Regions from separate parts of the Homo sapiens genome. Here region 2 is linked to region 1. Evidence: read pairs that join two places in POLR2A ChIA-PET (ENCODE). Cell type or tissue: A673. All regions are shown on one strand.

The links. Peaks named below come from ENCODE experiments on the same cell type or tissue, not always from the same donor. Only the 100,000 strongest peaks of a DNase experiment are listed, where the experiment ranks them.
Region 2: POLR2A ChIA-PET joins it to region 1 with 10 read pairs; 2 of 35 experiments call an interaction of 5 or more read pairs at or near these places.

Annotation. Positions count from the first base shown.
Region 1 is chrX:40,992,454-41,000,453 of GRCh38, forward strand. No RefSeq gene overlaps it. Among named protein-coding and RNA genes, the nearest start is that of USP9X, 89 kb to the right of the region's middle. RefSeq lists an enhancer at 4,563-4,857 and a silencer at 4,622-4,681. In A673, no CTCF peak of the experiment used is centred here; a DNase peak (open chromatin) is centred at 4,688; H3K27ac peaks cover 450 bases.
Region 2 is chrX:40,762,485-40,770,484 of GRCh38, forward strand. No RefSeq gene overlaps it. Among named protein-coding and RNA genes, the nearest start is that of MED14OS, 31 kb to the left of the region's middle. In A673, no CTCF peak of the experiment used is centred here; no DNase peak of the experiment used is centred here.

The DNA of each region.
Region 1 (8,000 bases):
TGAGATCCTGTCTCTACAAAAACGTTAGAAAATAAAAAACTAGATGGGCATGGTGGTGTGCTCCTGTGGTCCCAGCTACTCGGGAGGCTGAGGTGGGAGGGTTGCTTGAGCCCAGTAGGTCAAGGCTGCAGTGAGCCATGATGGCGCCACTGTACTCCAGCCTAGATGACAGAGTGAGACCCTGTCTCAAAAAAAAAAAAAAAAAAATTTCCCGGTGTGTTAAATTCTCTTCCTGATTATTTGAGACTCTCTGACTTATCTGAGACCCTTCTTGACTATTTGAGACTCTTCCTGATGACTTTGAGCCCCTTCCTGTCATTCTTTTTTTTTTTTTTTTTTTTTTTGAGACAGAGTCTCGCTCTTTCGCCCAGGCCGGACTGCAGTGGCGCTATCTCGGCTCACTGCAAGCTCCGCCTCCCGGATTCACGCCATTCTCCTGCCTCAGCCTCTCGAGTAGCTGAGACTACAGGCGCCTGCCACCGTGCCCAGCTAATTTTTTGTATTTTTAGTAGAGATGGAGTTTCACCGTGTTAGCCAGGATGGTCTCGATCTCCTGACCTCGTGATCCGCCCGCCTTGGCCTCCCGTGATCCAAAGTGCTGGGATTACAGGCGTGAGCCACCGTGCCCGGCCCCTTCCTGTCATGTTTTATGTCCTTCCTCACTGGTTCGAGACTCATTCTTACTCGCTTAAGACCCTTTCTGAAATGTTTGAGACCCATCCTGATCTGGTAAAAGTCTTCCTCATAATGTTTAGACCCTTCTTGGCTTGTTTGCTAGATGCTTTTCCTGACATATTTTTATTTTATTTTATTTTATTTTAAGTTCCGGGATACATGTGCAGGATGTGCAGGCTTGTTACACAGGTAAAAGTGTGCCATGGTGGTTTGCTGCTCCTATCAACCCATCACTTAGGTATTAAGCCCAGCATGCATTAGATATTTATCCTGATGCTGTCCCTCCTCCTGCCCCACCCCACCCCCCAGACAGGCCCCAGTGTGTGTTGCTCCCTCCCTGTGTCCCTGTGTTCTCATTGTTCAGCTCCCACTTATAGATGAGAACATGCAGTGTTTGGTTTTCCGTTCCTGTGTTAGTTTGCTGAGGATAATGGCTTCCAGCTCCATCCATGTCCCTGCAAAGGACATGATCTTGTTCCTTTTTACGGCTGCATAGTATTCCATGTTGTATATGTACCACATTTTCTTTATCCAGTCTGTATTGATACTTGAGACTCTTCTGGACAGACATGAGATGCTTTCTGATGTATTTGAAGCCCACCTTAATACATGCAAGACTTTTCCTCATGACTTTGAGGCTGCTCCTGTCATGTTGGAGGCCTTTTCTGACTTGTTTGATACTCTTCATGACATATTTGAGATGCCTGACATATGTGAGGCTTTTCATGGTGTATTTAAGACACTTTCCCTTTCTTTCGGACCCTTCCTGATATGTTTGCAAAACATGCCAATTTGTTAGAGATACTTACTGACCTGCTTCAAAAGTTTCTCAACTTTGAGACTCTTTTCTGTTTGAAATCATTCCTGGTGAATTTGAGACCCTTCCTAATCTATTTGAGACTCTTCCTTATGCGTATGAAACCATTTTTTACTTGCCTCATTTTACTTGACTCTTCCTGACATACTTGAGATGCTTGCTGACCTGTTTGAGACACTTCCTGACCTATTTGGTATCATTCCTGGTTATTCAAGACTCCCTAAAAATCTTGAGACACCTCCTGACATGTACGTGATATTTTCTGGCTTGTTTCAGAACCTTCCAGACATGTTTGAGACCCTTCCCAGAAAGGGCCCTTTTGGGACCTTTTTTTAAGACAGGATCTGGCTCTGTCACCCAGGCTGGAGTGCAGCCTAAGCCTCCCAAGTAGCTGGGGACTACAGGTACATGCCACCACAACTGGCTGATTTTTGTATTTTTAGTAGAGATGGGGTTTCACCATGTTGGCCAGGCTGGTCTTGAACTCCTGACCTCAAGTGATACACCCGCCTTGGCCTCCCAAAGTGCTGGGATTACCATGTTGGCCAGGCTGGTCTTGAACTCCTGACCTCAAGTGATACACCTGCCTCGGCCTCCCAAAGTGCTGGGATTACAGGCGTGAGCCACCACACCTGGCCTGGGACCCTTTTTTGAAGCTTCTCTATCTTAGTACAGATTCTCCCTGTCTGTGTAAGACCCCTTCTTTTTTTTTTTTTCTGTTTTGAGACAGAGTCTCGCCTTGTCGCCCAGGCTGGAATGCAGTGGTGCTATCTCTGCTCACTGCAAGCTCCGCCTCCCAGGTTCAAGCAATTCTCCTGTCTCAGCCTCCTGGGTAGCTGGGACTACAGGCGAACGCCACCAGGCCAGGCTAATTTTTTGTGTTTTTAGTAGAGATGGGGTTTCACCACGTTGGCCAGGCTGGTCTTGAACTCCTGACCTCGTGATCCACCCACCTCGGCCTCCCAAAGTGCTGTGATTACAAGTGTGAGCCACTGCGCCCGGCCAACACCCTTTCAAAGATCATTAAAACGTTTCCTTACAACTTTGTGACCCTTGCTTATGTATTTGAATCTCTTACTGTCTGCTTAAGACCTTGACTGACATGTTTGAGACCCTTCTTGTCTGAGTCCCTTCCTGATGTATCTAAAACTCTTCCTGATGACTTTAAGACACTTTCCTAACACGTTCGTGACCTTCTATAACTTGCTCGAGCTGTTTCCTGATACTTAAGATCCTTCATAATTTTTTGAGCTCTTTCAGACTATTTGGGGGCCCTTTGTGACATATTTGAGACCTTTCTTATCTTGCTTTAGATGTTTTCTGACTATTCAAGATTGTTTTCTTCTGTTTGAGATCCTTCCTTATGTATTCGATACCCTTCTTGAGTTGAGAACCTTCCAGAAGTATTTGAGATTGTTATTGACTTGTTTAAAGCTCTCCCTGACTTGTCTGAGACTCTTCCTGATGTATTTGAGACAATTTCTGGCTTGCTGGAAACCTTTGCCAAGGTGTTGGAGACTTTTCCTTACTATTTGAGAGTCTTCCTGTCTGACTGAGACCCTTTTGGACATGTTTGAGATCCTTCCTTCTTTTTTGATACTTTCTGACTTCTCCATTCTCACTTTTTTTATTCTTCCTGTCATATGTGAGTCTTTTCCTGACCTATTTGAGACTCTTACTAACCAGTTTCAGACCTTCTCTGGCCTCTTTGAGACTTGTCCTTAAGTATTTAGTTAACTTTTCCTGACATCTTTGAGACCCTTCCTGTCTTTTTGGAGATTTGCTTTTGATTTGTTTCTGAGTGCTGAATCAGTACCTGGTACAATCTTAGGAGGAGGCAAAAAGACAGTTATCCTCAGAATGGAGAGGACCTTTCTTCAAGCATCTAATCAAAACATATATATGACCATGTGTCAAGAAAAATCAGGCTGGGCACGGTGGCGAATGCCTGTAGTCTTAGCTACTTGCAAGGCTGAGGCAGGAGAATCGCTTGAACCCTGGAGGCGGAGGTTGCAGTGAGCCGAGACGGCGCCACTGCACTCCAGCCTGGGTGACAAGAGCGAGACTCTGTCTAAAGAAATAAAAAAGAAAGAAAAGAAAAATCTATCAGTGCTTTCCTTTCATCCAATCCTCAATTGAAAATGAAGAGTTGAGACTTTTCTTGGCGATAGGACATTCCTGGTCTTTTTTCTTTTCTTTTTCTTTTCTTTTTTTTCTCTTTTTTTTTTTTTTTTGAGACAGGCTCTCGCTCTGTCACCGAAGCTGAAGTGCAGTGGTGATCACAGCTCACTGCAGCCTGGACCTCCTGGGCTTCAGGGTCAAGCAATCCTCCCACCTCAGCTCCCTGAGTAGCTGGGACCACAAACATGCTCCACCATGTCCGGCTAATTTTTTAATTTTTTGTAGAGACCTGGGTCCTCCTATGTTGCCCAGGCTGGTCTCAACTCCTGGGCTCAAGTGATCCTCCAGGCCTCCCAAAGTGCTGGGATTACGAGCATGAGCCACTGCACCAGGCCTTTCCTAGTCTTTTTTTTTTTCCAGAGTTTCGCCTCTGTTGCCCAGGCTGGAGCGCAATGGCACAATCTCAGCTCACTGCAAACTCCGCCTCCCGGGTCCAGGTGATTCTCCTGCCTCAGCCTCCTGAGTAGCTGGGATTACAGGCGCTTGACACCATGCCTGGCTAACTTTTTGTATTTTTAGTAGAGACGGAGTTTCGCCATGTTGGCCAGGCTGGTCTGACCTCAGGTGATCCGCCCGCCTCCGCCTCCCAAAGTGCTGGGATTACAGGTGTGAGCCACTGCACCAGGCCTCTTCTAGTCTTTTGATCAAAATTATCTCCAATTCTGCCTAAGTGTCTGTGTTTTTCGTTAGAATATAGTTTTGGCTGTTGTCTCTGAGAACCAAAATAACAATGTCTTACGATAAAGAAAGCAGAGCATTTCTCCCTCTGGGCATATGTAGTCCAGAGCTGCTCTTTCAGCACCATGGTGGTTCCTGGGCTCCTCCTGTGTTATGAAATTGCCATCCCTGAGTGAAGCTTTGTCCACATGGTCCCAGATGGCTCATTACCACATCCCTCTTCCAACCAGCAAGAAGGGCAAAGAGGAAGCAGATAGCAAGCTCTGCTCCTTTAGGGACATGATCCAGAAGTTGCATACATAAGTTCTGCTCACATATAGTTGGCCAGAATGTAGTCACATGACCACATCTAGCTATAAGGGAGGCTGGGTAATGTAGTCTCTATTCTGGGAAGCCATTTTACCTTCTTAAATTCGGGGTTTCTATTGCTACCAAAAAATGAACAAAAAGGATTTGGGGGAACAAATAGCAATCTAGTCACAATCTCCCATTTTGAAACTTAGAAGTTTTCAATTTGGCTAAGAAAAAAAAAAATTCCCTCCTCCGGCAAGAGAAAAAAAAAAAGGAACTTCCCCCCTTTTCTCTTCCTTAACTTGGTAGCTCCCACAGAGGAATGGTTTTTAATGCTAAGCAATGAAAGCAAACGGAAAAAAGGCTGCTGGAATTTGGAGTATTTCTTTGTAATCAAGAATGCCTTGAGATATCAGGCTAGGACCTAAAGACCAACCTGAATTTTGTAATTGAACGTCTGTGTCTGCAGCAAAAGCACAGAACATTTTTAGATGCAGATAGTATCAGATCACCATCTGGACTATAAATAATTTATACATTTCAGATACCTGGGAATCACATGGGCCAGGAACAAATAAGGTACTAAATCTCAGTGAGAAAAAATATCTCCAAACATTGTATCTGTGAATCCAATTTAAAGTCGAATGATGGTTTGGAGAATTGAATAAAAATACAGGAAAGATCTCTATTGCTTACGTAAAATTGAATTCGCATTATTTTTTATTTTAAAAAATATACAAAGGAAAGGCTGAACAAATTAAGCTTAATTCTCCACAATCCAGTCATGGGGTGGGTGGGTTGGGGGCAACTAGAATTGATTCCATATCCAATCCCCTGTCTTTGGGTTCTAGAGGTAAGACGCTTATCAGATCCTCTCCAAGTAGTGACTTTGCACATTGGGCCGCAACTTTGTAAAACATGATCACTCTTTTGACTATTTTTGAGAGAGCTTGCTGAGGCATCTGACTGAGTACACTTAGAGAATGACAAAACATGGCAGAAAGAGAGTCTGGAGGCTGATTCCGGGTTGGCAGTGGGAGGATGAAACAGAACACTGGGCTGCCCCAAATCCAATGGATGGGGCACGGACAGGGGCCAGGGTTCAGTTGGGCATTGCCAGAAAGTCACAACAGATGTTCTTTCAGAGTGGAGCCAGGAGCCTGAAACCTACAAATGAACTCGGTTAGGAGCTGGCAAGATAACTTGCCCACTGACCTTCACCAAGTACTTGTCGGTGGCCTTGCTCAGCCTTTACAGGCCCAGCCATCCACCTGCCAACCTCTCTCTGGACAGTGCCTTAAAGGCTGCACAGAGGAAGTTTCAGCATTGTACTCTCTGGAATGGAGTCTAGTGAGGTGGTTGGGCATGTTTCTGTGTTTTTGAGAAATGGGTGATCACGTGAGGTCCCTCTGAATTGGAATACGTGTGAACACAAATAAGTGTCTTTAATCACTTAGAATTTTTGTTTTATATTTATTCAAAGAATTCTTTTAGACTTATCTAGACATTTGTTTTTCTCATATATCACTTTTGGACATACCTTAAAAAAGAAAATTTAAGTTGGTTAAAGTATTCCTAAAACTTCTTTACATTCAGAACCCAGCTTTTCTGAATCAACTTTTAAAAATTGAGATGCAACATTGTGTGTGTGTGTGTGTGTGTGTGTGTAATTTTTTTTTTTTTTTTGAGACAGGGTCTCACTCTGTCACCCAGTCTGCAGTGCAGTGACACAACCATGGCTTACTGCAGCCTCGACCTCCTGGGCTCAAACCATCCTCCCACTTCAGCCTCCCAAGTAGCTGGGACTACAGGTGTGAGCCACCACACTCAGCTAATTTTTTAAATTTTTTGTAGAGACACGGTTTCACTATGTTGACTAGGCTGGTCTCAAACTCCTGGCCTCAAGCAATCTGGCTGTCTCAGCCTCCCAAAGTGCTAGGATTACAGGCATGACCCACCACGCCTGGCCTGTATATATTAAAGTATGTAAGGTACACTAGTCATAAATGTTTATATACACACACACACACACATATATATAGATACACATAGATACACACACATATATTCTGATAACCACCATCCAAAGGATGTAGAGCAATTGGGACTTTCATACACCATTGGTGGGTGTGAAAATTCATACCATCACTTTGAAAAACAGCTTTATGCCCGGGCACAGTGGCTCACACCTGTAATCCCAGCACTTTGTGAGGCCAAGGCAGGCAGATCACCTGAGGTCAGGAGTTCAAGACCACCCTGACCAACATGGAGAAACCCCATCTCTACTAAAAATACAAAATTAGTCAGGCATGGTGGCACATGCCTGTAATCCCAGCTACTCGGGAGGCTGAGGCAGGAGAATCACTTGAACCCGGGACATGGAGGTTGCGGTGAGCCAAGATCCCACCATTGCACTCCAGCCTGGGCAACAAAAGAGAAACTCCACTCAAAAATAAATAAATAAATAAATAAAAGAAAAACAGTTTTACAGTATCTACTAAAGTTAAACATATGCCTACTTTATGAACTAGCAGTCCCTCTCCTGAATATACACTCAAGAGAAATGAGTGCATATGTCCACCAAAATGCATGTATAAGAATATCTAGGGCTGGGCATGGTGGCTCATGCCTGTAATCCCAGCACTTTGGGAGGCCGAGACAGGTGGATCACTTGAGGCCGGAAGTTCAAGACCAGCCTGGCCAACATGGCGAAACCCTGTCTTTACAAAAAAAAAAAAAATACAAAAATTATCTGGGTGTGGGGGTGCGCACCTGTAGTCCCAGCTACTCAGGAGGCTGAGGCAGGAGAATTGCTTGAACCCAGGAGGCGAAGGTTGCAGTGAGCCGAGATCACGTCACGGTGCCCCAACCCGGGCAACAGAGTGAGACTCTATCTCAAAAACAAAAAAAAAAACATAATATGAGGTATTATATTACTTAGATTATAGATGAAGTGCTAGAGGAGTCCAGAGATCAGGGAAGACATCCTGGAGAAGATCATACCTTCATTCATTCATGTTGCAGCATTTATCAGTACTTCATTCCTAGTTATAGCAAACTAATATCCATTGCGTGGCTAGACAGCATTTTGTTTATCCATTCATCCGTGGATGGATATTTGGGTTATTTCCATCTTTTGGCTATTATGAATAATGCTGCCCTGAACATCTGCATACAAGTCTTTGTGTGGACATATGTTTTGGCCTCTCTTAAGTAGATACCTAGGAGTAGAATTTCTGGGTCATATAGTAAATTTATGCTTAACTTTTTAAGAAACTGCCAGACTGTTTTCCAAATTCATTATACCATTTTGTCATACCACCCAGCAATACGTGAGGCTTTCCATTTCTCCACATTT
Region 2 (8,000 bases), 230 kb before region 1:
GTCATTGATTTTAAAAATAAATATTTTAAAATCTGGCATGCCATGTGATTAGAATCCTCAGTCACTAAATCAGGAAATTTCCATTTTAAAAAGTAAAATGTTGGTCTTTTGGATATTTCAAGCCCTCCTCCACACACACTATTCTTATCCCAAGACTTTTATTTCAGCCATCATGTAACATCTTAAATTTCTCCACAAGTAACTTTATATTTTTGTCTTAAAATCCTCAAATGTTTAAAATCATGCATTTTAAACCTTTTAAAAGTCCTAGTACTCTTAGTAATTTAATGGTGTCCAAATGTGGAAGTGTAACTTCAATTCATTAGCTGAGAATAACTTTTTAAAAATTACAGCAACTAAAACAATAAGGATTACCAGAAAGCATTTGTGTTGATTACTGAGCTTCCATGATAAAAAGCAGTAGATATACTTCTCAAGTCATTATATTTTATTTAGGACCCACAGAAGCAAACTCACATACTTATCAAATATTTTAATGTAAATGCATTAGAAAGCAAATCTTAATTTTTATTTATGTATGTATCTATTTAGGGACAGGGTCTCACTATGTTTCCCAGCCTGGGGCATAGTGGCACAACCATAGCTCACTGCAGCCTGGAACTCCTGGGCTCAATCAATCCTCCCACCCCAGTCTCCTGAGTAGCTGGGACTACAGGCACATCGCACCACACTTAGCTAATAAAAAAAGAAAAAATTAGAGATGGGGTCTCACTATTTTGCCCAGGCTGGTCTTGAACTCCTGGCCTCAAGTGATCCTCCTACCTCAGCCTCCTAAGTAGCAGGGAGGGGTTACAGGTATGAGCTACTGTTCCCAGCTAAATCTTAATTTTTGAATCAACTTAGTTTCAAATATCTTTCTGACTATCTGTAATATTCCAATTAAATGCCATAATAGCTGGTTTTGCTTTAAAATTTGGGGAAGACTAATTAAAAGTTTTGATAAGGAAAATTAAAAATACATTGCAGAGTGATGATGTCCAAATAAATTGAAAATCAGACTTAAAATTAATAGGCAAGTGCCTCATTAACACCATCAAGCAATTCTGATATTTGAGGAACACAGATGCTAGTTCCAGAATCCTCCCCTGCTTCTTTCTTTATCCTTCCAACTTAATTTGTACATGTTGTCAACAGAGAGAGATTTATAGTAAGCAGAGTTTGATGAATAAAATTGTATGCCTACTAATATCTGTATCTAAGAAATACTTAGCTTATTTTATTTAAATCTATTCAAAATTGAGATAACACTGAAAAGGAGATTACAGTGAAAGATTTGTTTTTCTGGATATCAGCCTGTCTCTCAAATTTCTAGGGTGGAGAACCGGGGAAGGAGAGGAATGAAACAAGAAAGGAAACAGATCACAAAGGAATTACTGACAGGAGAAAGAATAATACATACCTAAGAACAAAACATACAAAACCCAACATTATCAAATTCTCCAGTCTGAAGAAGGAGGAGCCCACATTCACAACTCCTATAAACACATTGAATGAGGATCTGACAATGTTATATTTTATTGTTTAGAGTTATACCCATTGATACTGTTCAAAGGCTGGGATTGAAGGATGTGGAAGAAATAACTTGTCAAAAATATTTGCTGGCCAGGCACAGTGTCCCATGCCTGTAATACCAGCACTTTGGGAGGCTGAGGCGGGTGGATCACCTTAAGGTCAGGAGTTGGAGACCAGTCTGGCCAACATGGTGAAACCCCGTCTCTACTAAAAATATAAAAATTAGCCAGGCGTGATGGCATACGCCTGTAGTCTCAGCTACTTGGGAGGCTGAGGCAGGAGAATCGCTTGAACGTGGGAGGTGGAGTTTGCCACAAGCCGAAATTGCGCCACTACACTCCAGCCTGGGAGACTATTTCAAAAAAAAAACAAAAACAAAAACAAAACACTACATGTTGTCACTTATAACTGGGAACTGAACAATGAGAACACATGGACACTGGGAGGGGAACAATACTCTGGGGGCCTGTCAGGGGTGGGTTGTGGGGAGGGAGAGCATTAGGAAAAATAGCTAATGCATGCTGAGCTTAATACCTAGGTGATGGGTTGATAGGTGCAGCAAACCACCATGGCACACATTTATCTATGTAACAAACCTGCACATCCTGTACATGTACCCCGGAACTTAAAATAAATAAGTAAATAAATAAATAAAAAGAAAAACAAAAACAAAATTTGCCCAGTGACCAGTATAGTCCTTAAAGCATAATATTCAGCCAACAGCTCCCTGTTCAAACACAATCAGAGTAGGCAACATGATTCATTTAAAATACTTACTTAGCATCTACTATATGCCAGGGATGATTCTAAATACTGAGACTAAATAAAATAGGTAAAAATTCCTGCCTGCATAAGATTATATTCTGGTAGGAAAAGCCAATTGAAACAGGATCAATAAGTAAAGTTATAGAATACAGATATAGATATAAAAAGAGCTATGTCAATAATGTTAAGTACTAAAGAGAAAACAATAAAGCCAGGAAGGGAAATAGGATGTTTGGGCAGGAGTGGCAGTGGTGGTGGTACGGATATTAATACAAAGGTGACATTAGGTAGTAGCTGAAGGACGTGAGGATATTCTGGAGAAAGAGCATTCCGGGAAGAGTAAATGCCAAAATCTTGAGACAGGGGCTTGTCCAGTGTGTTGGATGAATTACAAGCAGGCCAGTTGGCTGGAGTGATGAGGTCAGACAGGTACTTGAGGGCAGCTCATGCCCAGCCCATTGCAAGGTCTTAGAACTTGACTGTGAGTGGGCTGGAGAGACACGGGAAGGTTTGGAGGAGTATCATCATCTGAGTTATGATTTTAACAGGATCACCCTTACTGCTGTGATGAGAACAGAATGAATCAAGAGAGGGCGTTTGTATTAGTCTGTTCTCATGCTGCTAATAAAGACATACCTGAGACTGGGTAATTTATAAAGGAAAGAGATTTAATTGACTCACAGTTCAGCATGGCTGGGGAGGCCTCAGAAAACTTACAATCATGTCAGAAGGGGAAGCAAAAACATCCTTCTTCACATGGTGGCAGGAAGGAGAAGTGCCGAGCAAAAGGGGGAAAAGCCCCTTATAAAACCATCAGAACTCGTGAGAACTCACTCGCTATCACAAAAACAGCATGAGGGTAACCATCCCCATGATTCAATTACCTCCCACCGGGTCCTTCCCAAGACACGTGGGGATTATGGGAACTACAATTGAAGATGAAATTTGGGTGGGGCACAGCCAAATCATATTGGCGTCCTTTTAAGGTTAGAGATATAATAGCTTCTTTGTGGGTACACTGATGGAACAGTCCAGTAGAGAGGGTAAAACTGATGATGCGAAAGAGAGACGGGATATGTAATAACTTATAACTTATCAGCAATTTAGCAAAGACAGCTAACCAGTACCTTAGGTGACATGGTTTGGATGTTTGTCCCTTCCAAATCTCATGTTGAAATGTAATTTCCAGTGTTGGAGGTGGGGCCTGGTAGGAGATGATTGGATCATGGGGGTGGATCCCTTATTTACGGTTTAGCTCTATCCCCTTGGTGGTAAGTGAGTTCTCACTCAGTTCATGTGAGATCTGGTCATCTAAAAGTGTGTGACACCTCCCCACCACCACTCCTGCTCTTGTCGTATGATGCTGACTCTCCCTTCACCTTCTGCCACAATTGTAAGCTCCCTGAGGCCCTCACCCAGAGCAGATCTTGGCACCATGTTCCTTGAACAGGCTGCAGAACCATGAGCCAATTAAACCTCTTTTCTTTATAAATTATCCAGCATCAGGTATGTCTTTATAGTGACACAAAAACAGCCTAATACATTAGGCAATCCAAATGTATCTAACATACTATATAATTTACTTATTTATCATATTCGTTGTTCATTGTCTATCTGCCCCCACTGGAATGCAAGCTCTATGAAGGCAGGGACTTCTGTTTTTTTCATTTGCTTATCTATCCCACGCACAGGCTGTTACCCAGCACATAGCAGGTGCTCAATAAATTTTTGCTGCACAAACATATTTTATGGGCATAAAGAGAAAAAACAGTCTGTCATATAAGTACAACCACTTAGTTTGGAGTGTGGAGCAGCACTTGGGGATGATGAAAAGAGATGGTGCCTAAAGAAATACAGAGAGAAATGCCAAGCTAGCCATTGGCAAGCCACCATTCCATGGGGACACAGAAATACATTGTCTTTTTATCCTTCATGTTTTCTGCTTATTTTTGAAATCCCTTTGTATCCAGAGTAAAATGTAGGGAAGGAGCTTCATCATCTGTCACGTGTTTACCTGAAGTATATGCTTGATAAATATAGCAGTTTGAAAGGCTGCCTAGATGGAGGGTTCTACACTGTTTTTCACAGAGCTCACCAGGTCAGTGATTCTGGGGTTAGGCCATGTAAATCTCCTAAAGCATCCCTATTCCTGAAATACACACACTTATCACTGAGAATCACTACAAAAGATGAAATATTTTGAATATCTTAAAGGATATTTTTAGGGAAGCATTACATATTCACTTGGCCAGACAACAAAAGTCAGTTCTCTCGATGTTTTTATACAATATGCTGAGTATTCTCTCTGACAGTTACCAAGGCCTAAGGGAAAGTAAAGCTGCTGTGACACAGTGACACTCTTATCCGGAGCATAAAATAAATGTCAGAGTCTCTCCTGTAGTCTGCAAAACTTAAGAAAGGGCATATTCTCTATAACACAAGCTATAATTTCTAATGCTTAAAAGGTACCTTATTTGAAAATAATACAGATTAAATTGCTATTTCAAGGCTGAAACTCACATATTGCTTTGAGCTTAAGTGACCATTGCTCAGAAAATAAACTGGACATTATTGTAAGTGATAAATACACTTATCTCTTTGTTATAGAGAATAACACTTGCTTTTCCTGTCCTCAAAGAAACGGTTGTCGTCATCGTAACCGAATAAGTTACAGCTGAGTTCATCATCGCATTCACACAAGCCTGCCATTTTAAACAAGGAAGAATTACTGCAGTAAACAACTTTATAAATAGAATGGATAGAAGCCATATTTTCCATTTATTTTATGAACTTATTTTTTTAGAAATGGGGTATCACTATGTTGCTCAGGTTGGAATGCAGTGGGTATTCACAGGTCTCATCATGCCCCACTGCAGCCTCAAAGTCCTGGCCTCAAGTGATCCTCCCACCTCAGCCTCCAGAGTAGCTGGGACTATAGGCACGCACCACCACATCTGGTTAGAAGCCATATCTTTTAAAAGATTTCTTGATCCTTGAATCTTAGGGAAAAGGCAATTTTGATATCTCTTGTGACAGAGATGAACTGATCTGATAGGTTACTGGGTTTTTCTTTCTAATTAACATACAATATTATTGACGTTTTTGTGTGCATACACTTCTGTGAATTTTAACACATTTATACATTCCTGTAACCATGCCACAGTCAGATACAGAACAATTACGTCACTCATTCCCCACCCTGCCAACTCCCTTAAACTCTATCATTGTCACAGGAGTTGGCAAACTACACCTGAGTCAAATCTGGTCCATAGCCTGTTTTCTTAGGGCCCAGAAGCTAAGAATCATTTTAACATTTTTAAAGTGTTGTAAAAAGAACAAAAACAAGAGACAAAAGTAAGGAATATGTGACAGAGACCGTATGTGGCCCGCAAAGCCTAAACTATTTACTATCTGGCCCTCTACAGGAAAAGTTTGCTGTCTCCTGCTTTAGGATCACACCTTCCCCCAACTACTAATCCTTGGAAATCACTGACCTGTTTTCTGTCACTGTAGTTTTGTCTTTTCAAACATAGCATATATATTCCATTTATAAATAGAATCATAGAGTAGGTAGCCTTTTGAGTTGTTGTTGTTTTTGAGACGGAGTCTCACTCTGTCGCCCAGGCTGGAGTGCAGTGGCATGATCTCGGCTCACTACAACCTCCGCCTCCAGGGTTCAAGCGATTCTTGTCCCTCAGCCTCCCAAGTAGCTGGGACTACTCTTGTTGCCCAGGCCGGAGTGCAATGGCATGATCTTGGCTCACCGCAAGCTCCACCTCCTGGGTTCAATTGATTCTCCTGCCTCAGCCTCCCGAGTAGCTAGGATTACAGGCATGTGCCACCACGCCCAGCTAAATTTTTTTTTTTTTTTTTTTGAGACGTAGTCTCACTCTGTCGCCCAGGCTGGAGTGCAGTGGCGTGATCTCGGCTCACTGCAACCTCCGCCTCCTAGGTTGTAGCAGTTCTCCTGCCTCAGCCTCCTGAGTAGCTGGGATTACAGGTGCGCACCACCACACCAGGCTAATTTTTTTTTTTTTTTTTGAGATGGAGTCTCACTCTGTCGCCCAGGCTGGAGTGCAGTGGCGCGATCTTGGCTCACTGCAACCTCCGCCTCCTGGGTTGAAGCAGTTTTCCTGACTCAGCCTCCTGTTTAGCTGGGATTACAGGCACGCACCACCACGCCTGGCTAAATTTTTTTTTTTTTTTTTTTTTTTTTTTAGTAGAGACGGAGTTTCACCATGTTGGTCAGGCTGGTCTCAAACTCCTGACCTTGTGATCCGCCCGCCTCGGCCTCCCAAAGTGCTGGGATTACAGGCATAAGCGTGGTGGTGCCCAGCAATTGTTTTTATTTTTAAAACAGACAGGGTTTCACCATGTTAGCCAGGCTGGTCACGAACTCCTGGCCTCAAGTAATCTGCCGACCTCGGCCTCCCAAAGTGCTGGGATTACAAGCGTGAGCCACCGTGCCTGGCCTCCATTTCTATTCTTTTGTTACTTTGAGAATATTACATAAACGGAATCATATAGTATGTGACATTTTGAGGTTGGCTTTTTTTGACTTAGCATACAGCAGAATACCCTTGAGAACCATCCAAATTGTTGCATATATTAATAGTTAATTGCTTTTTAACTGCTGAGTTATCTGTGGTATGGATGTACCACAGTATGTTTAGTCAACTATAGAGGAACATTTTGATTGTTTCAAGGTTTTGGACATTGCAAACAATATTGCTATGACCATCTGTGTACAGGTTTGTATGGACACAAATTTTTATTTCTCTGGGATAAATACCCAGGAGTGTGATTGCTGGGTTGTATTTTTAGTTTTTGCCCATTTTAAAAATTGGGCTGTTTGTTTTCTTACTGTTTGGTTTTGAGGGTTCTTCGTATACCCTGGACTGGACATACAAGTTCTTTTTTTAAAAATGGATCATACTTTTGGTGTTGGGTCTAAGAAATCTTTGCCTAACCACTGATGATGATGATTTTCTCCCGTGCTTCTTCCTAAAAGGTTTACAGTCTTATGTTTTACATTTAGATATGGAATCAATTTCAAGTTAATACACTGTTGGTGGGACTGTAAACTAGTTCAACCCTTATGGAAGTCAGTGTGGCGATTCCTCAGGGATCTAGAACTAGAAATACCATTTGACCCAGCCATCCCATTACTGGGTATATACCCAAAGGACTATAAATCATGCTGCTATAAAGACACATGCACACGTATGTTTATTGCAGCACTATTCACAATAGCAGACTTGGAACCAACCCAAATGTCCAACAATGATAGACTGGATTAAGAAAATGTGGCACATATACACCATGGAATACTATGCAGCCATAAAAAATGATGAGTTCATGTCCTTTGTAGGGACGTGGATGAAATTGGAAATCATCATTCTCAGTAAACTATCACAAGAACAAAAAACCAAACACCACATATTCTCACTCATAGGTAGGAATTGAACAATGAGAACACATGGACACAGGAAGGGGAACATCACACTCTGGGGACTGTTGTGGGGTGGGGGGAGGGGGGAGGGATAGCTTTAGGAGATATACCTAATGCTAAATGAAGAGTTGATGGGTGCAGCACACCAGCATGGCACATGTATACATATGTAACTAACCTGCATATTGTGCACATGTACCCTAAAACTTAAAGTATAATAATAATAAAAGAAAAAAAAAGAAAAAAATTT